3 separate regions of the Mus musculus genome follow, and regions 1 and 2 are each linked to region 3. A link is a loop called in an ENCODE intact Hi-C map of the cell type or tissue named here. Cell type or tissue: heart. All regions are shown on one strand. Links, peaks and the distances in the headings refer to the core of each region. The heading gives the core; the rest is flanking DNA. Region 1 overlaps Pik3ap1 (phosphoinositide-3-kinase adaptor protein 1). Region 2 overlaps Tll2 (tolloid-like 2). Region 3 overlaps Slit1 (slit guidance ligand 1).

What was found. Peaks named below come from ENCODE experiments on the same cell type or tissue, not always from the same donor. Only the 100,000 strongest peaks of a DNase experiment are listed, where the experiment ranks them.
Region 1: it touches region 3 in a loop (2.6-fold over the local background); 13 of 42 quality-filtered maps call a loop at or near these places.
Region 2: a loop joins it to region 3, with 5 times the contacts of the local background. A loop is called at or near these places in 2 of 42 quality-filtered maps.

What each region holds. Positions count from the first base shown.
Region 1 is chr19:41,308,261-41,318,701 of GRCm38, reverse strand. It overlaps Pik3ap1 (phosphoinositide-3-kinase adaptor protein 1), which reads left to right. Exons shown (of 17, transcript NM_031376.4): 9 at 10,171-10,266. Among named protein-coding and RNA genes, the nearest start is that of Gm52406, 31 kb to the right of the region's middle. In heart, for the core only: a CTCF peak has its summit at 4,879 (motif pointing left); a DNase peak (open chromatin) is centred at 7,501; H3K4me3 peaks cover 937 bases; H3K27ac peaks cover 221 bases.
Region 2 is chr19:41,092,650-41,103,090 of GRCm38, reverse strand. Tll2 (tolloid-like 2) reads left to right here. Exons shown (of 21, transcript NM_011904.4): 14 at 4,347-4,472; 15 at 5,147-5,307; 16 at 7,058-7,238; 17 at 10,244-10,369. Among named protein-coding and RNA genes, the nearest start is that of Opalin, 21 kb to the right of the region's middle. In heart, for the core only: no CTCF peak of the experiment used is centred there; a DNase peak (open chromatin) is centred at 1,510; H3K27me3 peaks cover 800 bases.
Region 3 is chr19:41,613,489-41,623,929 of GRCm38, reverse strand. It overlaps Slit1 (slit guidance ligand 1), which reads left to right. Exons shown (of 37, transcript NM_015748.3): 26 at 7,102-7,265; 27 at 9,016-9,140; 28 at 9,431-9,528. Among named protein-coding and RNA genes, the nearest start is that of Gm52407, 15 kb to the right of the region's middle. In heart, for the core only: no CTCF peak of the experiment used is centred there; DNase peaks (open chromatin) are centred at 4,949 and 7,876; H3K27ac peaks cover 1,125 bases; H3K27me3 peaks cover 859 bases.

The DNA.
Region 1 (10,441 bases), core at 963-8,962, 300 kb after region 3:
CGTTCTAGAAGAAGCAGGACAGAGGGCAAGCAGACCCATCTCAGATGCTGCGCTAACATGGTGATGCCCACACATTTGCCTTCCCCAGAAGTGGGATGGCTGCTCTTATCTGTTCGGTCTTACCTGGCCATCCTTCTGGACCAGCAGAGAAGGGATTATTCCCCAGGTCGAACCCAGCAACCACAGAACCAAACCACACGAGCCTCTGCTTTACAGGGAGTAAACTACATGGTCCAAGAGTTAGTGACATCCCTAAGTCTATCAGGAGAAAACTGGCTCAGGAATCTGAGTCTTCAGGTCCTAGAGGAAAGTCTGTCTGCCACCACAGTAGGGTAAAGGACCCCCTAACCTGTCCTTCTGGGGTTGTGTTTGCTGCCCTTGGGGCGGACATGCCTCGGGAGCTGCTTCTGTATGTCTGAATAGCCAGGTGTGTCAATGCACACCTTTATTGTCATTCCTAATGGTAACTCTTAGAGGCTTAAAATCAGTGTTTTAGGGAAAGTCACTCACCACTTACTCAGACTATTGGTTCACCGGAGGCTTTAGTATGAGCCCGTGACTGTTGTTGGGACAAATATGTCCTTTTATTGATTAGCGTTGGGAAAAATGAGTTCTTCCCCAAAGGGAGCCTCAGACAACCACTGTGTAGGAAGGTCACAGAGGAGCTCTCAGTGTTTAATGAAGGGGAGCTAAGAGGAAAAACTGGAGGTCTGACCTGGGGATTATGGCTCTGTTCCACTCCCTTAGCTCCCTGAGCAACAGCCCCCACCTCCACCAACGTGTTGTCACACACCCTTAGTGCACACCCCCCCCCCCACCACCACCACACACACACCCTTTCACACTCTCAGTCTTTAGCTTAGATATGCTGCCACCAGGCGGTGACTGTGTGTCTCTGCCTCCAGGTCTTCCGTTTTGCTGCTTCTGATCTGGAGTTTCAAACCATCCACTTGCACACCTTCGCTGTGTAAGAACTGTCTTTGTTTAAGATAAAACAGCTCAATCACTGGATAAAAATCGAGGCACCTGCCCCTAACATGCTTGCTTGTTGTGCCTCCATCCTTGCCTTTGAGGATGGGTTATGGTCCTCACGTCCTGTGATGGGAGTCTTTCTTTTCTTTTGTCAGCATCACCCAATCAATGCCTCTGCTCTGGAAACCTGGGGAGCTAGTGCCTGGAGGCCCTTGTCCAGTCTGTTTCCAGGGTAACCCGCTGCTGCGTTATAGCTTTGCTTACTTACACATCTCAGAGTCTCACCTTTGTCTACGTGGCATAAGGTACAGCATCACGCTGCTAGGAACTTCTAACTCACAGGTGTCGCTGCAATCCTAGAGTGGCTTTCTGTTGTCTAGAATAAAACTTTTCTTTTGACCCCTGACCTTTCTGGGATCTGCCCCAGCCGAGGTTTGCAAGTGGCAGTGCGCACTGCCTTGGCCACAACCATCTTACTGGCTTCCCTCAGCAATTCCCTAGTAGTAACCGTGGTCTTGTGGCAGGTCAACTCTACTTTGTGGTTTCTTTTGCACGAGCTCTCTGATTTTACAGTCCCTGCTAAGAGCCAGGTTCCATCTGAGCCGGGGGGCACAGCTGGACGCTGTGAAAGACCTTGCAGCCAACACTGCAGGTCTCACTCTAGGCAAAATTGTCCAGTTATGGGTGGGCTTTGGAGACATGTCCCATACCCCATCGACATTATTTTTGTCCAGAAATCTTCCCTTCCTGCAGCTGCAGAGGCTCAGACATCCCCTTGGTGACCCGTTTGAGAAGATTCTGTTGAGCAGAGCTTGGAACTACAACAGAGGCATTAGTTCTGGGTACCAGGTCAGATCTGTACCATCTAGGGGTCAGGTCAGGACACTGGGTGCTTCCTGACCTCTCCCTGCTTGGTGAAAACACTGGATTAGATGTTGTAGGGTTAGTTAATGAGATAAAATTCTCTACCACCAACAGCCAGCCTCACCCTGCTTTGGACCCACAACAGCCTACCAGCCATGTCCCTCTTTGGGCACTGCGCATAAATAATGACCTTGGGCTGTCATTAATTATATGTCTCTCTGATTCTGAGCCCCTGGCTTCCATAAGAATGACTTACAGCTTCCTGTCATTCCCCAGCACCCAGCCCAGTACTGTGCATAGGCTGTGCTCAGCCAATAGAGGTGCTAGAAAATGAGATGTCATCCCAGACTTTGTGGAAGTCCAAGTGCAGATTAGCTTGTCCACATTCTAATGCAATACTCTTGGTTTTTGGGGGGAGGTGGCAGATGTAGTGAGATATCGATTAGGTACTGCCGAGTGCAGACGCCAGGGTGGGGTCATAGCTCCCTGGCTTCTCCAGGCTGCCATTTATTTCATATCAGTATACATTATGCTAGTTCTTCTGCCTAAATTGCCTTTTTTCTCTGCCTGAGCAATGCCTAGACTCCTTCACAAAGCCCAAACTCTACCATAGCACATGCTTATTCTTTGTAAGTTTTTTTTAACCTATTCATTCATTCATTCATTCATTCATTCATTCAACGAATCTTTATTAAATCCTTATCAGATCTGTCCTGTGTGTAAGGGACATGGTGCCAGGCGATAAACAGCCAGTGAATAAATTGTCATGATCCCTGCTTCCCAGAGTCTATGTCCCATGGACCCCAAATTCTGTAGATCTGCTCCTGCATGACAGGGCTGCTTTGCCCACCATGTGTAAAGTCACAGGCTAGACCTTGCCCCACCTTTTCACCTGGGCATTTCTGCCCCATTTTCCTCGTTGCTAATGCCAGACATCACTCCCCACCCCTCTGATTTCAGATTGTTCTTCTCTCCTGTGTGTCTCTCCTTCCCATTACTTCTCCATCCATATGTGAAAAGTTAGGCTTTTACGTTGATGTCATCAGTCACCCTAACCTATTCGGGTGTAGTTGGGACCAGAAAAGCTCCAGGTTATCTTAGGTCCTACTGTGTGCCTCCTGCACCAAGACTTCTTGTTTGGCCACAAAAGATACTTCCTGGAGGGTAGAAGAGGGCTCTTGTTGGTTTTTAGGGTTGGAGAGCTTTTCTGGAATAGTCCTTTAGTCCCTGGTGTTTTCCTGGCTTTATATGGTACTGGCATGTCATCTGGATGGAGTGAGTGTCCTCTCCAGCTAAGCCATCTACACCAAAGTTCTGTCCTGAGAGGTGAATCTCACAGGTTTCTTTTGGAATTTGTGACACCGTTGATTCGTTCCTTAATTGAGTGCCAGCTGGGATGTTTTGCCACCTTGAATGCGAGCTTCTTGCATCCCAGAAACGGATCCTTCAAGATCAACCCCCCAGCATCTGTTGTGAGCCTGCAGTGGCTCTTCCAGGAGGAGACTGCGACCTGTGTTGCTTTCTTCTTGTTGTTGTTTTTCTTCTGCTGAGATGAAAAGAACTTTGCACTTTTCCGACGCATTTCAGGTTATTTTTAGCTGACAAGTGGTGAAGGTGAAGTGTTCGGAGTCTGAATCACAAAACCTTGAACATCCTGGAATGCAAGGATGTATTCTTCTTCTGCTTTACCCAACCCCCCGTGTCTGCTTCAGCAAATCCCTTTGCCCACAGAACTCCCTGCGGTTTTTGGTCACTCCGGTGCTACTTGTTGTCTACCTGGCTTCTGGATGCAACAGGTTTCAGATTTCTATGTTTCATTAAGTCAAAGGACAACCTCCATGTTTTGAATGGGAAAGGACAGAAAATATTTTTCCGGACCTCCACTTAAAGGGTATACACATCCAGACACTGGTGGCAAAAGCCGATGTCCTTGGAGGCAAGGTTGCCCGGTCTGTGCAAGCACAAGGGACTTCCTTCAGTGCGTCACAATCCCAGCCCCCTCTCCAGCCCAACATAGGAAGAAATTCACAGCAGCCTTGGAGACAGAGTAGTGCTCCCAGTGTGTGGCCGTGTTTTATTGACATGTGCAGAGGGAACTCAGGCTTACAGGCAAAATTAGGCTTGCTAGCCAGCTGCCCTTGCGATACGGAGACTAGCCTGGCTTCTCTGTGTGAGTCTGGTATAACTACGGATGTCCTTAAGAGTAAAAGAGGGAACCAGAGGATAGAAGAGATGGATGGCACAGTGAGAAAAGCTGGCATTGCTGCCTTTGAAAACAGGATTAGGGCCTGGTGCCCAGGTATGTAGACAACCCCGGACCCAGGAAAAGAGATGAAATCTATGCTGAGTTTTCCATAGAGGAGAAAACCTTAATTTTGGCCATCAGAACCCGCTTTGGCTTCTGAACCACAGAAGTGTAGGATTCGTGTCACGTTAGTGGTATTTGTCTCCGTAGCCTCAGAACGAAGCTGCCTCAGAATAATCAGGACAACTAGGAATTCGGTATCTCGCACTGGTTCAGTGCTTTCATCAACATTGTCTTAGTCATCTCTCTCAGCCGTCCTATGAGGCAGGCGCCCTGCGGTTTATCCCCGCTTTGCAGATGGAACACTGAAGCTTACCTATTTCAAGGAACCTGCCCAAGGACTTAGAACTAGTAGGAGTCAGAGGCAGCATTTAAACGTAAGTCTTCAAGATGCCAGAGGCCGTTTCCAGTGCCTCTGTCTTGATGCCCAGTAGACAGTCTCCCAAGCCTCTGTTGTTTACTGGGTTTCTCAGCTGCTGCCTTTCTCTGACTTTGCTTTGTCCCCTGAATGCAGACTTTTGGCTGGCTCCTGGCCTTTACTGCCTTGTCCTGGAGCTGTACACTTCCTTCATCTCTTCCCCAAGCCCTTGCTTCATCTCGCTGTCTAGTTACTGACTCTTCATAGCCTCTGACTTTAGGCTTCCTTCCTAAGAACAGCCTCTACCAATGCACAGAATGGGGCCAGCATGGGCTGGATAGCGCCACCTAGCGGGCGCTATCCAGCCCTCTAGAAAAGAGGACATTTGGGTGTCCTGGAATCTTAACAAAGAAAATGTTTGGCAAACCAAGTCAGATTTCCACGCGTGATCCTGTTGTAAGGACTGGCATGTTGTATTTAGACCTTACTCAAGCCTTAAGTATACTTAACTATAAGAAAACTGTGTGTCTCAATGAGGAAATTGAAAATATAATGTTTGAGATCATGGATGAGAATTCAAATATTGTGAGAAACACATTCTCAAACTCATGTTGAAGGCAGAAGGCATGCATGAAAGCCAACTTATTCTTAAAAAGAAAAAAGAAAAAAAGACGAATATGAGGTAGGAAGTAGCTCAGTGGTATTTTCTAGTGCCCAGCGTGTGTGAGGCCCTAGGTTCAATACCCAGCATTTCAATAAAAAGAGGCAAGAGGCAAGAATAGACAAATGGGATTATATCAAATTGAGGACTTTCTATAGAGCAAAGAAGAACAAGATTAAAGAGAAAAATCCACAGAATGGGGGTGAATGCTCATCTGATAGAAGTTTAGTGTCCAGGGGGCTGGAGAAGCTCTCTGTGGGTAAGAACACTGGTCCTTCAGAGGACCTCAGTTTGGTTGTCAACACCCACAGGTGGCTCACGACCTTCTGTGATTCCAGCTCTGGGGAGCCCATCGCCTCTTCTGGAGCTCGCACATGTGCGAGCTCCCCAAGACACAAAGACACATAGACAGAAATAAAATCTTTGAAAACGTTAGACCCAGGTGTGGTGTTCCACACCTCTAGTTTCAGCATTTAGGAGGCAGAGGCAGGTGGATATCTGTGAGTTCAAGGGCAACCCAGTCTGCATAGTGAGCTCCAGGCCAGACACAGAGACCCTGTATCCAAAGGGAAAAAAAATGGTGTTTAAAACATATGAACAATTCAGATAACAAAAAAACAAACCCGAAACTGATCAGAAATTAATATAGACTTTAGACTTTTCTTTTTAGAAATATGCAAATTGCCAGCAAATATATGAAAATGTTCAACGTGACTCACCAGGGAAATGCAAATTGAAACCACGGTGAGGTAGCATTTCAGTCCAGTTAGAGTGGCTGTGATAAAAATTTAAAAAAAAAATCAACAAAAAGCCGGGTGTGGTGGCGCACACCTTTAATCCCAGCACTCAGGAGGCAGAGGCAGGCGGATTTCTGAATTCGAGGCCAGCCTGGTCTACAGAGTGAGTTCCAGGACAGCCAGGGCTACACAGAGAAACCCTGTCTCGGAAAAACCAAAAAAAAAAAAAAAAAAAGAATCTTGCCACTTGTATCCACTTGGTTGGGAATGACACAAATTCTGCTCTCTGGTCAGTAAGGTGCCTACAGTTCATAAATGTTTATTATATATTTATAGAGAACTAAAAGAAGTTCAGAGACTTTCAAGCAAAAACATGATAACTGTTTGAAGATATGGAATTGTTAACTAACCCGATCTTCACGGTAAACATACATCAAATTAGCATTGTGTGAGCCGAGAGTGGTGTAATTCCAGCCCTTGGGAGATGGGGCTGGAAGACCAGATGTTCAAGGTTATCTGCTGCATAATAAGTTCAAGGTCAGCCCAGGCTACGTGAAACCTAAAACCACAACCACCAAAGAAAAGACAAGATGGCTCAAGTGTTAAGAGCCCTTGTGGCTCTTTCAAAGGTTCTGTGTTCAGTTCTCAGCATTTATGTCACTCAGCTCACAACTTCCTGTAACTCCAGGTCTAGGAGATCTAATGTCCTCTTCTGGCCCTTGTGGCACTTATCCACACATCACACACACACACACACACACACACACACACACACACACACACACACGCATGCATACACACATGCCAGTAATAATAATGATAATAATAATAACAATAATAAATAAAAATAAACTTAAAAAATAAACCTTAGCAAATAAAAATAGAAGAGATGGCTCAGCTGTTAATAAGGCTTGCAACCAAGATAATAAAAATAAGTCTTAAAAAAGTTATCGCTATATGCCCCATAAGGATATATAAGCTATAGTGTCAATTTTTTTCCTAAGTTCAGTTCTTAATGCCATGAAAAAAATGTTTTTGTGGTACTGGAAATAAAATAATAAAATCAGTTTAATGCACATTAGGCAAGCTGTTTGCTAGTGAGCTGCATACCAAACCCCTTAGAAATTCTTAACATGTAAATAGAGTCTTCTATTTTGAAATTTTCTTTGCTGGGTATAGGATTTAATAACAAAAATAATAGAGAGCGTTCATCCAGCCCTTCGTATTTGCGGACACTGTGCTGTGCTCTGGGAAGGCTTCTCATGTGACACTCGCGACAGACCTACTGAGCTGTGCCGTCGCCACCACCATTTTATAGTCAGGAAAAGAGAAGCAGAATGGATTGAAATGAGCGGACCCGGGATAACGATGGGCAAAATTAATAGAAACACTTTTCATTTCCCTTTCTGCATGAGAATTTGACCTTTGTTTGACTTCCTGGCTTTGTTACCCTGGTAACCCGATAAGAGCCAAATGTCAACCATGTTTCTAGGCAACATTACCTAGGATGAGAATGACCCCTGATTGGTCACATATCTGGATGTGGGAGGAGCTGTACGCAGCTGTGAAAACCTGCTAAGGACCCGCGTTCTGAGTCTCTCTGGGGAGCGATGACTCTGGCGTGTTGGTTATGGGGGTCCTGGAAGCTGCACCTCTGGAGACGTGATAAGAAGTGTGCTTTTGTGGGTACAACCTTTCCCCAGGGTAGTTCCTGCCTCTGCCTGATGTAGTTCTCATTTCCTAGAACCATGACTGCCGAGTTCAGATATGCTTTCTTGCCTCTGAGACGCGGACCTGTGTCAAGCCAAGTCATCTTGTGGGTGTGAATGCTCTGGAGCAGCGGTTTCAACTTTTCTGACGCTGCAGCTCCTTAATGCAGTTCCTCATGTTGTGCCGACCCCCAACCATAAAATTATTTTATTGCTATTTTATAACTGTTATTTTGCTATGTTTGCAAATCATAATGTAAATATCTGATATGTAAGCTGTTTACTATGCAATAACCCCAAGGGGGTCGTGACCCACAGGTTGAGAACCAGGGTAGAAGCCCATAAAAGACTAGTTGGTATTGGGTTGCCGGTATGATGTCAGTTCAAGCAAAGGAAGGAAGGAGTGGAAGAATCAAGACAGGTTTATGCACTGTGATCTGATACCCAAACTTCCATTTGGCAAAGCCTAGTTTTTCTTCTTCCAATGTCAGACTCTTAAGGATTAATGAAAACACCATAAATATACTATATAGTATAAAGACTATAAAGTAAAACAAATTTGATTTTTTTATTCCTACCTCCATCATTCTATCTACATATGCCTGCTCTGCCACCCATCAGAAAGTGCTTATCTCGATAGCAAAGGAGGACAGAGTGGGCTCAGCAGAGGGTCCTCTCCGTGTGTCATGCTTGCTTGTTTTTGCTGCTGAAGTCACCTTTCTGCTCATTTATTCCTCTCCTTACAAGGAATTTTTTTTTTTTTTGGAGCTTGTGTTCTAGCTAGTGGTGAGCACCCAGCTTAGTGATGAGCAGTCAGCTTAGTGATGAGTACTCAGCTTAGTGGTGAGCACCCAGCTTAGTGGTGAGCACCCAGCTTAGTGGTGAGCACCCAGCTTAGTGGTGAGCACCCAGCTTAGTAGTGAGCACCCAGCTTAGTGGTGGGCACCCAGCTTAGTGATGAGCACCTAGCTTAGTGGTGAGCACTTTGCTATTATATGCAAGCCCCTGGGCTTGCTACTTGGCACTGGGAAGAAAATGCCCTTGTGCTATTTTTGTTTTTAAGAGAAAAACTGAAGAATACCGAAGTCCATGCATTTCTTGCCCCTCATTGTCTAACATTAGCATCTTGTTCAGGTTTCTCCATTTCCCACCATCCATCCTCTTTTCTTTCACAGTCACAACAGCTGTTGTGACCCACAGATTGTCCCTCTGTCCCTTCCAGTTAGGGCTGGTTCTCATGCTTTCTCAGTCCCAATTCTCTTGAAGAAGACCTTTGCTTGTTGATAACTTTGTAAACTCTCAATTTGGATGTGCCGTGTTTCCTATGATTGGACTGGGGTTATGGAATTATTATTATTTGAGAGATCCTATGTTAGCATAGACAGCATCATAATATTCATTCATTTATTTTAAATAGGCAGAAGAATTCCTTAAAATACAAAAAGAGATCAGTGGGCTAACTTTCTCCACTGCTTATCCTAGAAAACCACTGAGTCTTGCCTATATCTCCTTGCAACAATGTGTGATTGTATGTGTGTGTGTGTGTGTGTGTGTGTGTGTGTGTATACACATATGTATGTGTGGTGTGTGTGTGTATGATTCATATACTGTATATTTGTGAAAATATAAAAGTAAACTTTCACTTTGCCTCCTAAAGGTAACATAGTAATTAAAATATGATCGTGAATATTTGGATTCTTTTTTGTTATCTCTATACATAGGCCAGGCTAACCTTAAACTCACAGAGCTCTGCCTGCCTCTGCTGGAATTAAGGTCTCTGATTCATTTGATCTATCAGGAACTTTAGTAAAACACACACACACACACACACACACACACACACACACACACAAACACATACACACGCGAGTTAAAAGGCTAAGTATTGTGATCCTGGGTACAGTCCTCTGCTGGCTGGCTGGAGCCAGTCATTCTTGCTCCTTCCTCAAAGGTAACCACTGTCAGGAATTCGACAGCACTTTTGTGCTGTCTGCACATTTATTAATTCATAGGTAGCTTGTAGCACTGTGCTATAGCTCTCCAAGTCTGTGTAGCTATTACTATATGTATTCACTTGTATCTAACTTCAGCACTTACTATGTGTTGGAAATATAAGTTTGTTGGTAGATGTATCTCTAGGACATTCTCTCTTTTTTTAGCTGCTACATAATCTTTCATTGTTTGAACAAATCATAATTTGTTTGTTCTCTATTTTTTCTGTACCCATTTTTTGATGTAATAAGCCATACTGTAGTGTGTCATTTTGAACCATATATTTTAAACCTATTCTTTTCATCACAAATGAACATATTTGTGTCTTTGGAGGCCCGTATTCCAAGGAGAGGTTTGTGGTGGTGTGGGTACCACTTTTCTTAATGCTCAACACTTACTAGATTGGTAGATGGAAAGAAGGAAAGAAGATGGGAGGAAGGGAAGGGGAGAGGGAGAGGAGAAAGGGTAAATGTGCGAATCTCTTAACACTACCCAACCTTGCAGTTCTTTCTGTAAATCAACGAGCCTGCCTGGAAGAACAGCACATCAACCCTGTCTCATTTTCCTTCCAGATGTTGAAATGCTTCAGGCCAGTGCAGGTAACCCAGTCTCGGGAGAAAGTTTCTCTCGGCCCACTAAAGACTCGATGATCCGCAAGTTTCTAGAAGGTAAGTTGTCACTGATTAGGGAAGCAGAAACTCTGGTGTTCAAGGGACAGGTCGCCACAGACATGGCATGTGACGACTAAAGGCTCTCTGCCTCCCTCCACACCTGCCCTGATCTTCCCCATCAGCTGATTAGAGACAGGCCAGATCCCACAGCTGGAGTCACCAATTATACTAA
Region 2 (10,441 bases), core at 912-8,911, 520 kb after region 3:
AGCTCATTGCATCCCAGGGCCTGTGGAAGCCACTTGCTTTACCTGACATCATTTTGTTCCTGTGATAACCCTGTCACTTAGGTTTGGATTATTGACCAGCATTGAGAAAGGTGGCTCAGGGTCACTCTTAGACATGAGTGGCAGATTAAGCATCTAAACCTTGTCTGACCCCAGACCCCAGACCCTCTACAGCCTTGCCTGACACCCTAGGTGTGAGCCAGAGAAGCATCCCAGGTCTTGCACTCCAAAGGTGTTGTCTCCCATCCCGAGTGCTGGTGCCCAAGAGACTGAGGTGTGAGGACAGAAAGAGGAGAAATATCCTGGATGGAACCAGACCCAGGCCACAGAGGCGATCCAGCATAAGGAGGGGCTTTCATGGTTTCTCAAAAAGGCCATTCAGGACCCTCAAAGGATGCACACCACCCTTAAGGACACAGGAGTATTCCCTAGGCCTGGTACACTGTGGCTGGGTCCCCAGGAACATGCCACCAGCCCTTGGTAGAGATAGGGGGTCCTTGCAGCTCCTTCTGTGTGGCCTCTTTATTGTGGTACCACTTGATGTCCAGCCTCCCATATCCACATCAGGGAGACTGCTCCTTCCCTTCCCTCCTCTCCCACATCTCCTGGCTGTGATAGACAAGAATCCCAATCCTTCCTGTCTTCTCCCACCCCTATCTTCCTTGGACCTCCTTTTTGTTTTATTATTTTATCTTTTGAGGGAGGATGTCATACTGTAGTTCAGGCTTGCCTGCACCTCACTGGGACTCGTGAGTATTCTGACACCTCAGCTTCTGAATGCTGGGATTACAGATGTGAGCCACTGTGCCTGGCCCCACCTCTTCTTAGGTACTTTTCCTAGGTTTCCCTTGAAGGGTTGACATCAGGAGAACTGACTTCCAGACAAACCACCCTGCTAGGCAGCCTCACGTCCTTACCAAAGCCTCAGTTTCCCCTTGTAGAACAGAAAGAAGAAAGTGTGTTGCACTGTGAAGTTCCAAAGAAACGATGGCTCGGAGATGCTTTATTTTGGGCTCCACGTGAGACGTGGGATTATTACTGTTTAGCCGGGCAGTGATGGCGCACGCCTTTAATCCCAGCACTCGGGAGGCAGAGGCAGGTGGATTTCTGAGTTCGAGGCCAGCCTGGTCTACAAAGTGAGTTCCAGGACAGCCAGGGCTATACAGAGAAACCCTGTCTTGAAAAACCAAAAAAAAAAAAAACCAAAAAAAAAAAAAAACAAAAAAAAACAAAACAAAACAAAAAAAAACTGTTCTTCCCTTTCGTGGCATGCAGAAGGAGTGAAAATCTTAACACCTGGTTTCCTCCGACCATCGAGGCCACGGTAGGATGCCTCAGATCGCAGTATCTGGCTCATGTGTCTTTGCCAGAAGGAGGGAACTGGAAGCATAACCACAAAGCCTGTGGCAGAGCTGGGGTGAGCCAGAGAACCTTGTGCCTTCATGCCAGTTGGCAACAGCCTTCGCCTGGGGCCCAGCTGGCCTGTAACACTGGCCGGGGTGCCAGCTGGCCTCAGCACTGATCCCCTAGTGCCAGATGGCAGCCCCTCTTCGAGCCAATTGGCTAGGCAGCAGGCAGAGCCTTACACTTCTGCTGATTTCAAGAAAGGTTGGTGGCATTCAAGGCTTGGCTGGTCCAAGGGGCGTGACAACCATCTTGAATCCCTACACACTATCATTCCAGTGCAGAGGGACCATAGGGGATGCTGGGGAGGGAGGCTTTCTTCAAAGCCTTGGGGTGTGCTCTAACTTCCCTTAACGCTCTGAAATTCCTTTAAGATCTTTTCCAGGTCTCACGTCTGAGCCACAGAATGGCTCCTTCTTTTCCAGTGTACCTAGAGGATGGAAAGAAGCCAGAGCCGTGGTTATACCCGGCTAAGCTCTGGTTCCGGCCCATTCTACCTGCATGATCCCAGAGCTCCTTAGAAAGCGTACCCAGCTTGGAATGATCATGAGCCAGTGGGCTTGGCACAGGTGGCACTGTGGAGGCCACGTAGCCAATCAGACCCTGGCAAGAATGGCGCCCGCTTGCCTGCCACTTATCATCAATGGCACAGGGCCACTGACAGCAACACAGCCCACTGCCCTTGAGGCTTTTCTCCAGCTCCCTGGCTAGCATATCCCTTTGTCTCTGCAAGAGTGGAGCTTTCTCTGCTTTCTCTAGCTTCTCCCCCTCCATCTGGCAATAACTAGGCTGAGAAATGGTGATGCCCTCTTTCTTGCCTCTGTGCCCTGCCCACAACCATCCCAGCTCCGGGCATCAGGGCCTCCCCTCCCTTCCTCTTGGGTCTTTATTTATCTTTGTCCTTTCTCATGGAATCTTTCCTAAGTTTCCTCTGCTCTCTGGTCCACTTCTTAGACCTGCTGTGCCCCTCTCATCTGCCCATTCCTTCTTCACTGAGCCATCCTTGCCGCCCCTCTCTTCACCTGCCTCTGCCCCTGCCCCTCTCCTCACCTCCTCACCTCCTCTGCCCTTTTGCCCAGGCTGTCTCTCCTTCTACCCTTCCCATCATTGTCTTTCCAACTCCTGGAGGTGCAGAAACTGCACCAGAGTTGTCTGAAATGCAGCCCTGCACATCGACAATATACCAGTCCTTCATGCGCATAATTTTCAATCGCCACAAAAGCCAACACCGCTCTTGTTGTTTTTAAAAGTAGAGGAAGGCTCAGAGAAGCCAAATAACCATCATCCAAGTCTATATGATTGGATTGTATTGGTTGGCCCAACCTGACCCAACTTGCCCAGAATCCTGATCTCTTTCTACTGCTCCATATTATCCTATATATTTCCCTTACTCCAAAATTTCTGAAAAATGTCTAGATGCCTAAGAAAGTGCTTTGCATATTTCAGTACAATGAGTAAATAGTTGCTTTGAACACTGTTTCAACATGGTTACTACTACATTTATTAATGGCCACAGACAATTTCACCTCCCTGCCTAGAGCATCTTTTGGCACCCACTGACCAACTCATTTCAGTCATTGTTGAGCCCAAGAACACCTGACACTCATGGTTACTCTGTGTGCTCTCCACTGAGTGAAACACTGGGGTATGGACAAGCTATCCTCTCACTGGAGAAGGGCGATCAAGCTGATAAGGAGTGTGTGCTGAACAGACAAGGAGGAAGGCTAGAAGTTGGTTCGTTTGAGTTGGAAGAGGGAAGCAGAGAGGGAAAAAATAGTAGAGAGGGCATTACATTCATGGAGGACCAATGAGCTGAGAGTTTGAGGAGCGAGACAACCCAAGGAAACCTCTGAGAAAAAGTAGGCAAGGGTCTGAGAAGCCACCCTTAAAGAGATCCTGTCCATGGTGGTAGGGTTGGCTGTCTTTTCAGGTTATTCCCAACTCCTAGTCACTTTGAATTCTTTCGTTTCTTGGAGTTCATTCTTTCAAGGTCCGCCCAACAGCTTCATGCTTCCTTGCCTCTACTTCCCTTGGGGCCACGGATCGGCAGCCCCCTTCCTGTCCCGCCCACTTTGCATTTTTAATTATGTTGAATGGTCTCTTCATTAGACTCCTCTGGCAGAGGCAGAGCACACCCTGTGTGCTCTCATGGACTGACATACCATAGCCTGACAAGGGAATGGTTTTCCTGCTATTTCTAATAGTCATCTTAGAGATGGGCAATGCTAAGGACTTCCCTTACTTCAATGGCTTGGGAGCTAACTTCTCTTGAGGGATTCTCCAGTGACTCCTGTGTTCTGACCATGGTCAGAGCTCATAGCATCCTTCTCTTCTGTTTAATGCCCTGAGCACACTACTAGACGTCTGCTTGTCCTGAATGTCTCAGGCTACCCACTCCCAAGCCTCCTCCCTGCCTACCCAACAATTTCTCCCAGGAATAGTGGCTACCTCGAGAGGCCAGTGTTTTCTGTGGCACCTTATAAATTTCTATTTTAAAAAATGCTTCACAGCTGACTTCTAGTTCTGTCTAGGATACCGGTACATCTTCATCTATAAATGCATCCTTCTATTAACATCCTTTAATAAGTGCCTCTAAGAAGTTCCAGGGCATTTCCATGAAGCCCCTGGTGTGGAACCTGGTGAGATTTATAAAGCCAGTCATATATACCTTGCTTAATTCTGTTCTCCAGGCCAGGCCCTTTCTATCCTGGATAACTAGATGCCCTGCTTATGTGAGCAGGATCCCACCTTTGACTGTAGCTGTGTATGACTGTTGAGTGTTGACAAGGGAGTTTTTTAGGAGGTAACTACTAGGAGTAGCTTTTGTCATAGAGGAATGTACCTAGAGCCCTAGGATATGGAAGGGAGGAAATGGACTGTACATCTTGGTGACAATTTAGACCTGTCACCTTCCCTCCCCACAGAGGTGGATGAGTGCTCCTGGCCAGACCATGGTGGATGTGAGCAGCGCTGTGTAAACACACTCGGCAGCTACACGTGTGCCTGTGACCCTGGCTACGAACTGGCTGCCGACAAGAAGACATGTGAAGGTTGGTGTTGGACCTGTTAGGTTGAAATGCCAGGGACTGGGAGACAAGTTTTAGGAGAAGTGAGGACAGAGATGGGCAGGTGGCTGGCTATGGAATAACAATGGAAACAAGTGGGGACAATCAGAAACATAACAGATTTCAGCCACCCTTGAAGATGTGGGACAGAGGCTGCAGCTTGCTGCCTGCTGTGGGTGTGTACCATTCATGTGGTTGTCATGGCAAGACCACCAGGAGCTATGATCACTCTGGCGTGACTCCATTGATAGCCTTTCCCACACGGCCTGGGTTCAGCCCACCTACCCACCTACATGAAGGCTCACACAAGCCAGGCACAGTGAGGAGCTTGACGCAGACATCTCTAACTCTCCTTTGGTCCAAGACCTGTGGAGACCCAGACTGTGTTACTGTGTGACAGGTCAAATGTGCTGTCATCACTTAAAAACAAAACAAAACAAAACAAAACAAAAAAACCAAAAAACAGTAGACATGTCCCCAGCTCGTTCCTCCAAAGCCTCAGTGAAAACTGTTCAACTAGAAAAACGGAATGAGTCAGTTCAGACAATCTAACTTCTTCCCGATTACTAGAGGACAGCAGGTCTTCCTGATGCTCGGGGGGAAATTGCAGTCACCTGGAACCAAAAACAGATGAATCTAAAATGTTTCCCTCCATGCAGTGGCCTGTGGTGGCTTCATTACCAAGCTAAACGGCACCATCACCAGCCCTGGATGGCCGAAGGAGTATCCCACCAACAAGAACTGTGTCTGGCAGGTGGTGGCTCCCGTGCAGTACCGCATCTCACTGCAGTTCGAAGCCTTTGAGCTGGAAGGCAATGACGTAGGTCTCAGCCCCGTGACTGATGTGGCTGTGTTTGTGACTGTGTTGTGGCTGTGTTTGTGACTCTGATGTGGCTGTACTGAGATGTGACTCAGAGCTAGAACAGGCTCTTTGGGCATCAAGGTGGCCTGGGTGAAGTTGCCACCTCTGGTGGAGACCTGGGGGCGCAGACTAGGCAAAATTGGAGGTTGTGGAAAAGGGAGCAGGTTTTCACAACAGTTTCACTGTGTGCTCTTTTCACTGAGTCCAAGGAAGATGGGGTCAAGAGTAAAGGAGCAAGAACTGGGGGCAGAGCAGTCAGGACAGATCTAAACTCCAGTGTGAGGAGCTGGGAGCTGGCTGGTGTCCAGCTGAGGGGGATAAAGGCTCTGAGGGCCAGTAGCAGACAAGGATACGATAACCAGTCTGTTCCTTTCTCTTGGAAGTGGCTATGAATAATCAAGTTAGAGAAGGATTACACGGTGGCCCACAGCAGACTGGTGACTGGAACATCCCATGCCTGCACCGGGGGATAGTATGAGCCCCTGGGGCTACATGTACTTCTCTGTGTATCCCTGCCACAGCCCAGCTGGGACTGTCACTTTAACAACAGCAGTAGCCTAGCCCTTTCCCACTCCATCAGTCCTTTAGGTTACCAAGAGAGATGTCCACACCAAAAATCCTGATCCAGGAGGCTCAAGAGATGGCTGAACAGTTAAGAGGAAGCACTGCTCTTACAGAGGACCCGAGTTGAATTTTAAGCACCTCACTGGGTAGCTCACAACTGCGCATAACTCTTCTGACCTCCACGGCCACCTGCACGCATACGTGCACATCCACACACACACATCTATAACTAAAAATAAAACACATCTGTAAACATAAAACAAACACAAAGCGGGGGGGAAAGCCAGTGCACGGAAGGCTCTGGAGCTAATCAAGGTTCAAAGTGAGTACTTGAGAGAAAAAACTAGATATTGGAAAGTAACTGAGCAGACATTCATCATTTAGGTCGTTTTCAAGGTGAATTCTAGGCACCTGAGGTAATGTAGGCTCTAGTCCCAGCTCTACCGCTGCTGAGCCAGGTGACTTCAGACTACGTCCTCCATCTTCTGAGCATTGGTTTGTGTGCATGAGACTAGGGTAGAGTTGGATGGTGGCCAGAGTTTGAAGACATTTCCTCCCATGCTGTCTCCTCTTTGGCCACCTCCTAACAGCAGGGGCCTACTGCTGAAGTCAATGCCTTATGGTTGCCCACAAGATTAACGAGTAGAGAAACAAGCAGGGGTCCTGTCTTATGCTGCCAGGCAGTGGGACCTCACAGAGCTTCAGCTGGAAAGCCAAAGTCCCTGTCACCCTCTGGCACTCACCAGCATAGCGACAATGCAGAGGAATGGAGCTCCACATCTGACTGAGCCCATTTGCCCACAGGGAAGGGTGTGGTTTTGGGGTGGAGGAGGTGTGTCTCACAGAATTATAAAATACAATGGATCCTATGAAAACCAGCAGGAGGACTTAGGGAGGGAGGAGGGAGAGGAGAGGACTGTACTGAGCTGTGGCCACTGGTTTGTATTCTAACAGCTCTGGATGGAGTCTTAGCTGTCACCGTGAAATACAAGGGTGAAGCTACAATCCAAAAGTCAGAGGATACCACAACTATGGTGGCAAGAGGGCACAAAGAGGGTGGGGGGAGGTGACATCAGTGCTCCTGAGATACACAGATGGAGTAACTGAGGGGCAGCATACTGCCCTGGTCCCTGTTCCTTCACAGGTCTGTAAGTATGACTTCGTAGAGGTGCGCAGTGGCCTGTCCCCAGATGCCAAGCTTCACGGCAAATTCTGTGGCTCCGAGACCCCGGAGGTCATCACATCGCAGAGCAACAACATGCGAGTGGAATTCAAGTCTGACAACACCGTCTCCAAGCGAGGCTTCAGGGCTCACTTCTTCTCAGGCAGGTGGGGCGGGCCTGCAGAGGCCCGTAAGGCTCCTGGACCCTGGGTTCCTGCAGCCTCCTCTCCTCCTTTTCCAACTTCCTCTCCATCCTGCATCCTGTTAGCGGTCTTTATACCGTAGCCCGGTTCATCTGCTGGGGATACCCCAACAGGTTGTCATACATCAAGTGCAGCTTAAAACAAAGAATTTTACTCTAAGTTCTATGAGCCAGGAATCAGCATTCAAGGACACCACAAAGTACGCCGTGGGGCCTGTTGGTCACATCCCACTGACATCCCACTGACATCTGAACTGTTGGGTGATGTGTTTGGATCTCTGTCTCAGTGCTCAGCATTGAAGCAGGTCTATTATTTGTTGTTTTACAGGTACTCAGAGTTCCGTCTCTGACTTTTGAGTCAGGCAGTCTCTCTCTGAGCAAGCTCTGTTTTGTGTTATGGGCATAACACTGACCTGAGCTCAGAGGCCACCTGGATAGCACCCAGCATTGCATAAGCTTCTTCCTGCTTGGGAAGACTAGAAAGACAACGTCCTGTTAAGACCCAGCTTAGGTCCGGCTTGCTTGACAAGGGCCGGTATTTGGAGGAGAGGGGGCCTAAGGCAGTGAGAAAAAGCTCCCTGCCCAATGTGTGTTGTCTGGGCCAGACCTGAAGGGCTGGGGTGCAACTAGTATGACTCGGAAGAAAGTAACCAAGGTCTGGATAAGAGGGGACGTCATGAACTTGGATTGGGGGGGGTCTCAGTGTTCACAAAGACTGAGATAAAACCAGACTGGCAGGATCCATGCCTGTCTGGGGAGGTGACTGGTGGGCCAGGTCAGGCAGCCTTGGTTATAGTGAACCACGAATAATGGCTGAAGCTTGAGGTCCAGTGGACCAGGACGGAAAGCCCTCTGTAGGTTCTGAGCAAGGAGGCCTACAAATGCCGTGTGGTCAAACCATACCAGGCAGGATGGAGCTGAGAGGGTTGGGAATCTCCTCAGAGGAAGAGGTGCAAGGCCCTGATGAGGGGTACAGTTCCATGTTTGCACACAGAACTCAGAGGCAGAGAAGCTATATGTGAGGGTAGTAAGGACACATGGATGTTAGCAAGAGGACCTAGGAAAGGAGGAGGAAGAGGAAGAAGAGGAAGAAAGAGAGGAGGAGAAGGAGGAGGAAGGAGGAGAAAGATGAGAAGGAAGAAGAGGAGGAGAGGGAGGAGGAAGAAGGAAGAGGAAGAGGAGGAAGGGGAGGAGGGAGAGGGAGGAGGAAGAAGAGGAGGAAGGGGAGGAGGGTGAGGGAGGAGGAAAAAGGAAGAGGAAGAAGAGGAGGAAGGGGAGGAGGGTGAGGGAGGAGGAAGAAGGAAGAGGAAGAAGAGGAGGAAGGGGAGGAGGGTGAGGGAGGAGGAAGAAGGAAGAGGAAGAGAAAGAGGAGGAAAAGAGGAGAGGGAGGAGGAGGAAGGAGAAGGAGGAAGGCAGAGAAAGAAGAAGAGGAGGAAGAAGAGGAGGAGGGAGGAGGAAGGAGGAGAAAGAGAGAAGGAAGAAGAAGAGGAGGAGAAAGAGGAGGAGAGGGAGGAGGAAGAAGGAAGAGGAAGAAGAGGAGGAAGGGGAGGAGGGAGAGGGAGGAGGAAGAAGGAAGAGGAAGAAGAGGAGGAAGGGGAGGAGGGTGAGGGAGGAGGAAGAAGGAAGAGGAAGAGAAAGAGGAGGAAAAGAGGAGAGGGAGGAGGAGGAAGGAGAAGGAGGAAGGCAGAGAAAGAGGAAGAGGAGGAAGAAGAGGAGGAGGGAGGAGGAAGGAGGAGAAAGATGAGAAGGAAGAAGAAGAGGAGGAGAAAGAGGAGGAGAGGGAGGAGGAAGAAGGAAGAGGAAGAAGAGGAGGAAGGGAAGGAGGGAGAGGGAGGAGGAGGAAGGAAGAGGAAGAAGAGGAGGAAGGGGAGGAAGAAGAGGAGGAGGAAGGAAGAGGAGGAAGAGGAGGAAGGGGAGGAGGAGGAAGAAAAAGGAGGAGAGGCCTGTACTGGGCTGTGACAGTCAATTTGCACCTAAGAGTTCTGGTTGAGGTCTTGGTTGTCCCCATGAAATACAAGGATGAAGCTACAGTATGAACTGTCCTAGGACACCACAACTAGAGTGGCAAGAGAGTACCGAGTACTCTCAAGGTGACACCCATAGCCCCCAAGGCACATATAGGGTGGGATAAAAGCAGGGAGAGGATGGAGTGGAGACAGAACCTCATTTGCTGCAGAAGGCAGGGGGCCATGGAAAAGTCCACACAGCCAGAGCCTCGGGAATCACAAGATGAGAGCCAACACTGGAGGTCACGTGTGATTGTAATTATAGCAGCTGACACTTCCTGGGGTGGGGGGTGGGGGCTAGGGGCTAGACACTCTCCCAAGGGCTTTCCCAATTCCCGTTCATTTCCCCCTCCAGCATCCTGAGGAGGCCTGAGACAGCTGAGGCACAGCCTCAATCACTGCCCTGCCCTTACCTCTCCACACACAGAGGACAGTGTGTGCCCAGACCTTTGGGTCATAATCTGCCTCTTGCTGAGTGACAAGGCATGTGAGCTGCCTCAGCCTGTTTCTTTGCATGTAAACTGGGGTACAGGTATGCTCTTGTAAGCTTGAGTAGGAATTACTTAGATGACAATATCATTTAAGAAGTGTCAGGGACCCGTTCTGTGGTAACTACTCAGTGTATGTTGGGCATTTTTGTTATTACTGCTGTTGCTGTTCATGTGAGCGAGCCTGCACTCCAGGGAGCAACTTGGTTTGGGTGGGAAGCAAGACAAGAATATATGTTCCATACATGAAAGTGCTTTAGCAGCACAGAGAGCCCCCCCAAGAGACCAATGATGCCCCAAACATCCCAAACAAAGATGCTCCCTCTGTGACTGATACCCCTTTAAGGGACTGTGATCTCCTTGGATCACTGTGTGGCTCCTTGGAGGAAGCCACTTTTGAGCAGGGTCTGAGCCATGAGGGACAGCAGCAAAGCTGGCAGCTCTTCTCAGGAGAGTCCATTGATCCCAGCAGACAAAGACGAGTGTGCCAAAGACAATGGCGGCTGCCAGCAGGAGTGTGTCAACACGTTCGGGAGTTACCTGTGCAGATGCAGGAACGGGTACCGACTGCATGAGAACGGACACGACTGCAAAGAGGGTGAGCGGGAGCTGTGGGGTGGATGTCGTCTGTGGCTGCACCCCTTCCTTGGGTGTGTGAGTGGGTGAGGGA
Region 3 (10,441 bases), core at 1,369-9,368:
AAAGTGTTAGCCTTGCAAGCCTGAGGACCACAGTTTGACACCCCAGAACTCACATAAAAAGCTGGGCAGGGTAGGATGTACTTGTAATCCTATAGCCGAGAGGCAGACACAAGCAGATCCCTGGGGCTCACTGACCAGCTGACCAGCCTTGCCTGCTTGGTGAATTCCAGGCCGGTGAGAGACCCTGCCTCAAAGGAAAAGCATGGGGACCTGAAAAACAACACACAAGGGTGTCCTCTGGCCTCCAGATGCACATGCACACACAGATGTGTATACAAACAATCATAGGCACACCACACACGAACAAAAAGGGAATTAATGTCTCAAAGTACAGAGTTTGAAGTGATGCAAACACTTTGGAAATGAGTAATGGAGATGGTCACCTGGGGATGGGAATACAGTTAGCATTTCTGACTTGCACACCGAATGTGTTAAAAAGTGACCAAGAGTGTATTTTTATGTATTATATATAAAACAATGAAGGAATAGATAAGCCTGGGGCTGAGGAGGGTTGTCCTCACCCTAGAGATTGGGTGAGTGCAGAAAAGGCATCTTCCTGGCGTTTCCTGGTAGCGTTGGCTGTGGCATGCACATGGACTGTGAATGGGCGGCTTTGGCTCTTTACCTCTGAGCCCGCTCCACTTCCAGGGCATGAGTGGGTGGGCATACTTAGATCAGAGAACCTTGGTATCCCAAGTTTTTCTCAGTGTCCCCTCAACCATCTTAGATGTCCCTGGTTCTGAGAATCACCTTTCCCATATTTTAATCTGTAAAGTGAGAGTGATCTTAAAACAGACATTGCCTTCATATATGTATATATTTTAGGGAGCTTCGTCTATGTTAGGTTTCCTTATGACCTCTCAAATGTTCCTTAATTGTAGCTGCCTCTCCTGGATTCTCTCCTAGTCCCATTTTAATTCCCTATCCCAACTTTATCCTCCTGTTCCAGTCCCTGTCCCCCATCCATAACTACATATTCTATTTACATCTCCTAGGGACATCTATCTGTCCCCTCCTAGTCCCCACACTACCCCTAACCTCTGCGGTTCTATGAATTGTAGTCTGTTTCTCATTGATGGAACAGCTAATAGCCACACATAAGAGAACACATACCAGGTTTGTCTTTCTGGGTCTGGGTTACCTCACTCAGAATGATTTTTTTTTTCTAGTTCCACCCATTTCCCCGTGAATTTCCTGATTTTATTTCATTCTTTTTAAATGGCTGAGTAGTACGTCACTGTGTAAATGTACTACATACAAATCCCTAATTCTTTCATCTGTTGAGGGACATCTAGGTTGCTTCCATTTCTGGCTGAATAGAGCAGCCACGGACATAGTTGAGCGAGTGTCCTTGTGGTAGGATGCGGGGTCCTTCGAGCATATGCCCAGGAGTGGGTTAGCTGGATCTTGAGGTAGATCGATTCCCAGCTTCTTGAGGAACTGCCATATTGATTTCACGGCGGCTGTACAAGTTTGCGTTCCCACCAGCCGTGCTCCCCTTGCCCCACATCCTCGCCAAGATGAGCTGTCAGTTGTTTTATTGATCTCAGCCACTCTGACAGGTGTAAGATGGAATCTCAGGGTCGTTTTGATTTGCATTTCCCTGCTGACTCAGGATGTTTAACATTTCTTTAAGTGTTTCTCAGCCATTTGCAATTCCTCTATTGAGCATTCTGTTTAGAGCTGCACTCCATTTTTTAATTGGGTTGGTTTGTTTTAGTTCTTATATTCTGCATATTAGCCCTCTATCAGATGTGTAGCTGGGGAAATTCTTTTCCCGTTCTGTGGGTTGCCGCTTTGTCGGGATGATGGTATCGTTTGCCTTAGAGAAGCTTTTCAGGTCCCACTTGTTAATTGTTGATCTTGGTGCCTGAACTAATGGCGTTCTGTTCAGGAAGTCTTTTCCTGTGCCAATGAGTTCAACGCTGTCCCCCACTTTCCTTTCCAGGGTCAGACAGCACATGTCCTAAACGAGCAAACCTAAAGCTGTCATAACTAACTTTGATCCTATAGCTGTCTTTGGGAGAAAAAGTGCTATCAAGCCCGAGGCCAGATCTATTTCATAAGAAATCAGTTAAGGTCATTTGTCCATTAGCCTACCATCCGCTAATGTTAGTCAGCTCTCTATTACCATAGCAACATACCTGAGACAATCAACTTCATTTTTGCCTCACAGCCTCAGAGAATTCAGACCATAGTTGGGGAGCTATATTGCTTTGGGCCTGTGGTAAGGTTGCACATCATGTTGGGAACATGTGGATGATGAAGTTTTTGACCCCATGATAGTTGGGAAGAAAGGAAGAGGCGAGGCCAGGGTACAAACTACAGCATCTCCCATGTATCCATCAGAAGACATATGCCAGCTCAGGTGTCTAACCTGCAGTCCAACGCCAAAAGGCTACGTGTCTGTCATGGCTCGTGCCACAGCTTGCCAACACTGTCCTTTCATTGCTACAATCCTGCATTTTGCTGCCTTTATTCTGCTACAGACTAGAAAGCTTAATTTCTCAATGTTCATTGAGAAGTGGGCGTGAAAATTCAGTAGAAATGATTCATTACATCTTGCCACGCCCATATGATAAAACAGTGAGTAGTTAATGACTGTATGGCACCGTAATCTGTATTCAATGACATGCAGAATAATTAATGTGATACAAATATGAACATAAAAATTGATGGGGCCATGTATATGCCTGTGCTCCCAGGACTGAGAAGATGGCAAGTTATAGGCTACTTAACGGGAGCTTGTCAATGGACGAAAGGAAGGAAGGAGGGAAGGAGGGAGGAAGGAGGTAAGAAGAAATAGGAAGGAGGGAGGGTAGGAAGGAGGGAAGGAAGGAAGGAAGGAAGGAAGGAAGGAAGGAAGGAAGGAAGGAAGGAAGGAAGGGAGGAAGGGAGGAGAGAAGCAGGCAGGCTGGAAGGGAATATACTCAACTGAAGTTGATTCTATTTTAGGATGGATGATAGTTTTCTTCCGGCATTCCTTTGTGCTGAAGGCTTGTGCCCTTCCCGTGTGCTTGGCAGGCCTGACTCAGTTAATGCTGACTGACACAGCGAGTGGTTTGGGTGGCTAGTGTCTGGTCCAGCTCTGGAATTAATGGCTCCTGTTTCAGGGCACCGCTTTTGCAGCCTCTGGGTGCAGGGGATGAAGACAGTTCCACACACATAGAAACGCATGAATGGGTTGGGCAGGTAGAGGGTTTTACAGCTTGAGAATTATTCTGACCGCAGACAGGAGAGGCTGTTTCAGGCTAGGCTCCATTAATAGAGCAGGCATAAGCAGACCACACAGCTAATGTTTCAGTGCGCCCGAGTTATACTAATGACCAACAACACGGGGCTATTTATAATCTTGCCGGACGCCAGAGTGTGTTCCCAACCCACAGTCCTTTGGACTGGAAGAGAGCCTGGCTGCTGCCCTCCCCAGCTATGTCTCCCTGGGTCCTACCCATTCTCCACTTCCGGATAAACTCTCAGTTGTCTTTACTTTTTAAAAAGGTTAACGAATTAGTAAATATTCCGAGACTGGATCATACTACATAGCTAGACTGACCTGACATCTCTGGTCTTCCTACCTTAGCCTTCTGATTTTATTTCTTTTTAAAACTTTTGATTAAAATGTATAAGTAAGTTATGCCAGGCATGGTGCAGTGTGCCTTTAATCCTAGAACTCAGGAGGCAGAAGCAGGTAGATTTCTGTGTTCGAGGCCAGCCTGGTCTACAGAGTGGGTTCCAGGACAGCCAGAGCTATACAGAGAAACCCTATCTCAAATAAAACAACAAACAAAAACAGAGAGAGAGAGAGAGAGAGAGAGAGAGAGAGAGGAGAAAAGAGGAAAAAGGAAGGGAGGGAGTGGAGAGGGAGGGAGAGACAGAGAGAGAGAGAGAGAGGAGAAAAGAGGAAAAAGGAAGGGAGGGAGGGGAGAGGGAGGGAGAGACAGACAGAGAGAGAGAGAGAGAGAGAGAGAGAGAGAGAGAGAGAGAGAGAGGAAGAGAAAAACATATAAGTTGTGGTTCACATTGGCTTCTGTTGGACAAGATGGTTCCCAGGAGAAAGAGAGCGGTAGAAACTACCAGAGGGGGGACAGGTGGTTCTCAACTGGGAAGACCCAGCCTTGGGCAAGTGGAAGCTTAAAATGGTGAGTGAGGGGCTGACCTCTGCTCAGGACAGAAACAAATAACTGCATGTGGGATAAGCCAGGACGCTTGAGTGGCTTGTAGGAGACTTCGGCCCTGTGGTTTTGGGGAATGAACTGGGAAGGGACATTGAGATCCCAGGTGCGGCTCTGTTGATGTTTGTGGCATGTCTTTGAAGCTCTGAGTCACGTCAAGGGCCCCAAGTTCCAGATGACCTCAGGTGCTTCGAGCACTTTTTCTATCAAGACCCTGTTCGTGGTTGACTTCTACCCACTAGAGTTCACTAAAGTTCTATGTTCAGCTTTTTAATGTCATGGTTATGATCTACTGTACTTTTTAGTAATTTGAAAAATAATACGGCAAATGTAAGTATTTCAAATAGACCATTAGATCTGTAATATATACACTGTAATATATACCTCCTGTAGTCTTAAGAAGTCTGTTTTTACACATTGAAGTTTGCCTCCGACCGTCCTCTGTGTCAGGGCTGGTACTGATGTGGGAAGGGGATGGTGTCTTGCTCGGCCCATTAACCAGGATGGATGCTGTCAGCACACGAGGAGAGAAAATTAAATACACATCAAGGTTGCACCTGCCCTCCTTCTTCGAGCTGCACTGATTCCCTCGGCACCCATTCTGGGTTATCAGCGCCTGCCTCTCTTCCCCTCTTGATCGCAGGCTCTTTATTGAATCGTAAAGTGAGCCCCGGAGATGTTAAGGGAGAATGCCCAAGGTCACCCGGGCAGGGAGCAGCTGTGGTAGGCTGGGGTCCAAGTCTTGCTCGGCCTGTTTTATAAGATCACATGGCGTCAGCTGTGCTATTTTGGGAGATTCCTGTCCAGAACCATAGCCACATCGACCGGGCTGTACCTGTCTTGGGGTTCACTTCCTCTGCAGTCCAGAACAGGTGGGGGGCAGCTGGGTATCCGGTGACCCGATGAACACACCTCTCCCTTCTTGCTAACCTCACACAACCTTGGGGTTTTAAAATCGGTTGATACTGATGGTGCTGCAGGCGCAGATCTGTTTATTGACAGGAAGAACTCTCTAGCCCTTCTTGCCATTACACTCACATCCTGTCTTTATGCCTCTCCTGAGAATGGAGAATGATTCCGAGCTTGCCATAGCATTGGTACAGGGCTGGGCAGCTGGCAGTACTCAGATAGGTGTAGATGCGAGGGCGAGGGCTTGACTATGGATGCTGGCCCATGGAAGCTGACACAGCCTGCTGGGGCAGCCCAGCCATGTGACATCCATTCTTGTCATCTGGGTTCCCTTGATAAGCATCTGTTCTAGAGGGAGGCTCACACTTCTCAAAGCCATGGGTAAAAGAGTGTTCACAGCTGTCTCAACGGCTGGACTGTCCAACAACAGGGAAGCTGCTCATTAAACCACAGGGTGTCTATTCTTCTCAGAGATGCTGCAAAGCACTTTGGCAAAATGAGGCAGATTCCTATATGCCAACCTGGAAGGTTTCCAAGCCCTGCTGTCTGCCGACAAGAAAGCAAGCTGCTTGTATGTCATGCACGGTAGATAGAAACCATATGTGTCTGTGTGGGGCAGGGCTAGAAGGCCACACACAGGAGTTTGGCAACTGTGCCTCCTGTACCCTTCCGTGGAGGAGACTTGCATTACTGTGAACATGGCATAGTTTAAGCAGTTGCTTGATGATGGACAGCTGCAGTTTCCAGGTCCGAGTTCCTTGTCTGCAGCTACAGACTGGAAAAATGACTGTGAGAAGAGTTTATTTCAACCCTGCTTCTGCAGACTGGAAGTCCAGGCACACGTGTGACAACATGGCAGAGGCAGGACTGAGAAGTCACATGACATGGATACATGGCCATGAGGCACCAGACATCCACTCCTGCCAGTTGGCCCACTTCTGGGGGAGTAAGCACAGTGCCCTCCTGACCGCAACCTGTTTTAAAGGCCACCTTTCAGCACTTGCCTGGTGAAGAGTCTCAACATGCATTCTAGGAGCATTCAGACCGGAGCACCAGGCTTTCTTTGACAAACCACACCATCTCACATGTCTGTATATGCATCTGTAGAGAGAAACTTCCAGAAACTATTTCTGGATCTAAGACATCTGTAATTAGAGTTATACCAGTTTGCATTCCCAGCAGTAACACTGGAATATGTCCTTTAAAACAAAACAAAACAAAACAAAACAAAACAAAACAAAACAAAACAAAACCCTGAGGTAGTGCCGATTTTAATCTCTGCGCTCAGGAGGCAGGAGCAGGCAGATTCTACATAGCCAAGTTTCAGGCCAGCCAAGGCTACATAGTGAAAACCTTTCTCCAAAGAACAAAGCCAAACCAACCAAAATAAATAAGTAAATAAACAAACAAGTGTGTGTGTGTGTGTGCGCGCGCGCTCGGTTGCTCACATGTTTCCAAGACACTTAGCATTCAAAGCAACCTGTGGCGTTTGAACGAGGCTTGCAAGTAAGAATGTGTGTGCACGTGGTCTTTGCTTAGCTGAAAATGAGAGTGAAAACAAAAGTGGATGGGCTGCCAGGTCAGGCAGTTCAGGGCTTAGACCCAGAGGCTGCTCTTTGCCGCTGTGTGGCCCCAGGGAAATTACATATTCTACGAGATGCTCAATTCCACGTCTTCAAATTTCACGAAGAAGCTTGCATGTGGGATTAATGACAGCACTGGATGTGTAACGGCAGAAGCAGAGGCCATTTCTGGTCAGGGGTAGATGCTGGCTACCCTCTCCCCAGTGCCTGTGGAGGCTCTTGAATATAGAGCTTCTGGCCTTGGCAGCATGGTTTCGAACCTAAATCTCCCCCTTCCTTTGCTCTAAGCTGGTTACTCAGTCTCCCCAAGTCTGTCTTCGTGACGAGGCACAGCAAGGGTTTAAAATGGAGCTTGGGGGTGACCTGGGACCTGCGTCCTCAGTGACATAAAAGCTTCCGAAACTGGAATGCCTGCTTTTCTCTGTTGCCTGTCCCAGGGCCATTGGTGCCAACCCCCTGTACTGCGACTGCCGCCTCCGGTGGCTCTCCAGTTGGGTGAAGACTGGCTACAAGGAACCTGGCATTGCCCGCTGTGCTGGACCCCCAGAGATGGAGGGCAAACTGTTACTCACCACACCTGCCAAGAAGTTTGAATGCCAAGGTGAGCCCAGGGGCATGAGAGAAGGGGTGGTGGGTGCCAGGGACCCCAGGATTTGCCTAGCCCCGGTGGGGTCTTCCAGAAACTCCCGGGTCCTTGGGTCCCGCTGCTAGGTGAGTCAGATGATATACTTGAGACTCTTCTGATTAGAATGGCTGTCTTCCATCTTGATGTCCGACATACAAACAGCTAGGCGGAAAATCCCAGGCCTTGAAGGCTTAGATTCTTCCCTGTGGTTATGTAAGAAAAATCAAAACAGCAGTTTTGAAGCTCCCAGGCTCCTGGCAATACAGGCACCCAGACTTCCCTGAAGGTAAGCACTGTGCCGGACAAACAGCTGAAGCCCCCTCTGTCCCTGGTGGGACTGAGAGACCAGCTGGTGCTTTCTGGACATTTGTAGCACAGAGAATCAGGGTGTGACCGGTGGCCCGTGCTGAGGATCTCTGCCTCCAGCATCTACAAATACTTGTTCAGGGACTGATTGACAGACTGGTTGGCAGATCAGGCTCCCCCGAGGCCCTACAGAACCCTGTGAAGCAAAGACAGGTGGCGGAGTGGCTGCCTGGGCTCAGCTTTGTTTGCAGGGGGAGTTAGGGGAGGACCCTAGGGACCCCAGGGCATGGCCCTTGCCCTCTGCAAGCTCAGAGACTGCCATCGGAAATGAAACTGACAGCTGTAGGTTAATGAGGTGGCCCAGGCCACCCTGTGTGCAGGAAGCTGTCACAGCTGTAATAGTTCCAAGGGCCCACAATGTGGCAGCTCCTAGGAGCAAGCCGATCTATGCTAATAGGTGCATGGCATTTGCTAGTTGGCAGAGTGGAGCTGAGTTGTATTTTTTTTTATGTACTTTTAAACCGAAATATGACAACAGAAAGGTACACAGACATGAGGGAAGGGCCGATGCATGATCACTGAGTTCACTCACGTACCAGTACTGGGCTAAGAAACCGACGACACATCTGTGCCTGGAAATCCCGCCAGCAGCCTCTGTCCTGTGGAAAACATTTTTTTTTTGTTTTGTCTTGGTTTTGTTTTTGCTTTCCCACTCAAGCGCATGTCTTGATATGTTACTGATATGTTACCTCTTCTAGAAGGAGCCTTCAGCAGGGAGCCTGAGTTGAGTGGCCAGGTTTTCCTATTCATTCTTACAAAACGTTTGTGTCCCTCATGGTTGGCACCCAGGTACCATTGCTGCTAGGCTACCCTATTCTCGCCAGTGATTGAGGTCTGGAGGAGAGCCTGTGTAGCTTAGAGGTAACAGAAGATTCTCTTCTCTTTAGACTCCAAGAGAAAGAACCTCAAGGCATGTAGATCCACCCCCCTATAGGCTCCCTGCAGAGCCAAGCCCGGGCTCACAGTGCCCTCTCTGCTGAGCAGGCTGCAGGCTGGAGTGTCTGCTTCTGAGGGTGTGAAAGGCAGAATCAGGGACAGTGAACAGTCATGGTTTTGCTACTCTCTGCCTCTTAGGGTGACCCTACCACTGTGTACAGTTTCCACCTTCTGAGCCCTGCCTACCTGTTCATACGGTTCTCACAGCTGTATGTGAGTCAGGGGCTTCCAGTGACCCTTTAGTAAAGTGGGCTCTGCAGCTGGAAAGCTGGACTGGGCTGGGAGATATAGCACAACCGTCACAGACTGGCAGTGAGGCATGTCTCCTGGGAGGGTATGCCTCCATAGGACCGGACCTCTCAGGGTAGTGCCTCATGCCTACACACGTGCCCTTCCTCTGCTAATGTTCTCCCTGCTTCCACAGGTCCCCCCAGCCTGGCAGTTCAGGCCAAGTGTGATCCCTGCTTGTCCAGCCCATGCCAGAACCAGGGCACCTGCCACAATGACCCTCTTGAGGTATACAGGTGTACCTGCCCCAGTGGCTACAAGGTGAGTGGAGGCTGCAGCTGGAGGGACAGAGTTCTCTCTGCTGCGAGGCATCCCTGGCACGGCTGGGTCTGTTGTTTTCCTCCCTGCCTCAGAACAGATGTGTGAGTGGACCTATCACCGGCGAACCAACCTGTAGACAGATGGTCATATTGGTGATTGGGTGGATGGGTGAAGGAAAGAGGGAGCAGGCAGCCCCGTGGCAGACAAGCAGAGCTGCTGAAGGCTCTGTCTTAGATCATGCTAACCCCCTAGGCTCTCCCTGGAGTCCTCACCGCTAACTTTTCCTCCAGGGCCGACACTGTGAGGTGTCTCTGGACGGCTGTTCCAGCAACCCATGTGGAAATGGGGGGACCTGCCATGCCCAGGAGGGCGAGGATGCTGGCTTCACGTGAGTTCCCTGGAGCCTGAGATGGGGTTGGGGACCGCTGCTGGGCCCAGCGTCCAAGTCTCCTCGTGCTGGAGATGAGGCTGGAACAGACCTGTGCTCCAAATTATCGTCAGCGGTTCTTTAAGGCTCCTCTCACCTGGAAGCCCTGAAGGACAGCAGGCACCAGACAGTACAGGTTCACAGGACAGGGAGCTGGGGCTTGGGTGGGGCTGCCTCCTGGTGAAGGTGCCAGGAGTGTCTCTCTGCATGCTGGCAACCTATAGCCAAGAATATACGCCATGGTAGTGGCAGGAAATGGTTGGGGACATCTAAGACTCTTTTAAATTTCCACACACCCTCCTGAGCCTCCACTTTAAGCCGATCAAGTCTCTAGAGGTTATGCCAGGACCCAAGCAGGCCTTAGCCAGCCCTGTGTTATAGCTGAGATGACCAAAAGCGAAGCCACATTCTGGTCACCCCTTCTGGGGTTCTACCTTCACACAACTCTCACTGACTGGCCACTGTAGGGAGGAATCCCACCGTATTTTCCCATGCTCTGAGCACAGCTGTGCTCCCCACATAGTGTATCTGAACCCCTCCAGAGCAGATGTTTTACACACACACACACACACACACACACACACACACACCACACACACACACACACACACACACACACACACACACACACACACACACACACACACGCGCGCGCGTCTGCTTTCCCCAGGAAGCCCCAGCCCCCAGCCCTGGCCTCCCAGAGCTTTTCTGAGGAACACAGTACTTAGTTGCTGGAGATAAATTGCCTACTGAACAAATTGGCTCTTCAGAAAATGATGTTGAATCTACGAGCGGAAATGGCCAAACCTACCTCTGCAGACCCAAATTACCAGATGTAAAAAATAAAGCGCGCTAAGTGCCTCTCCTCCCGAGT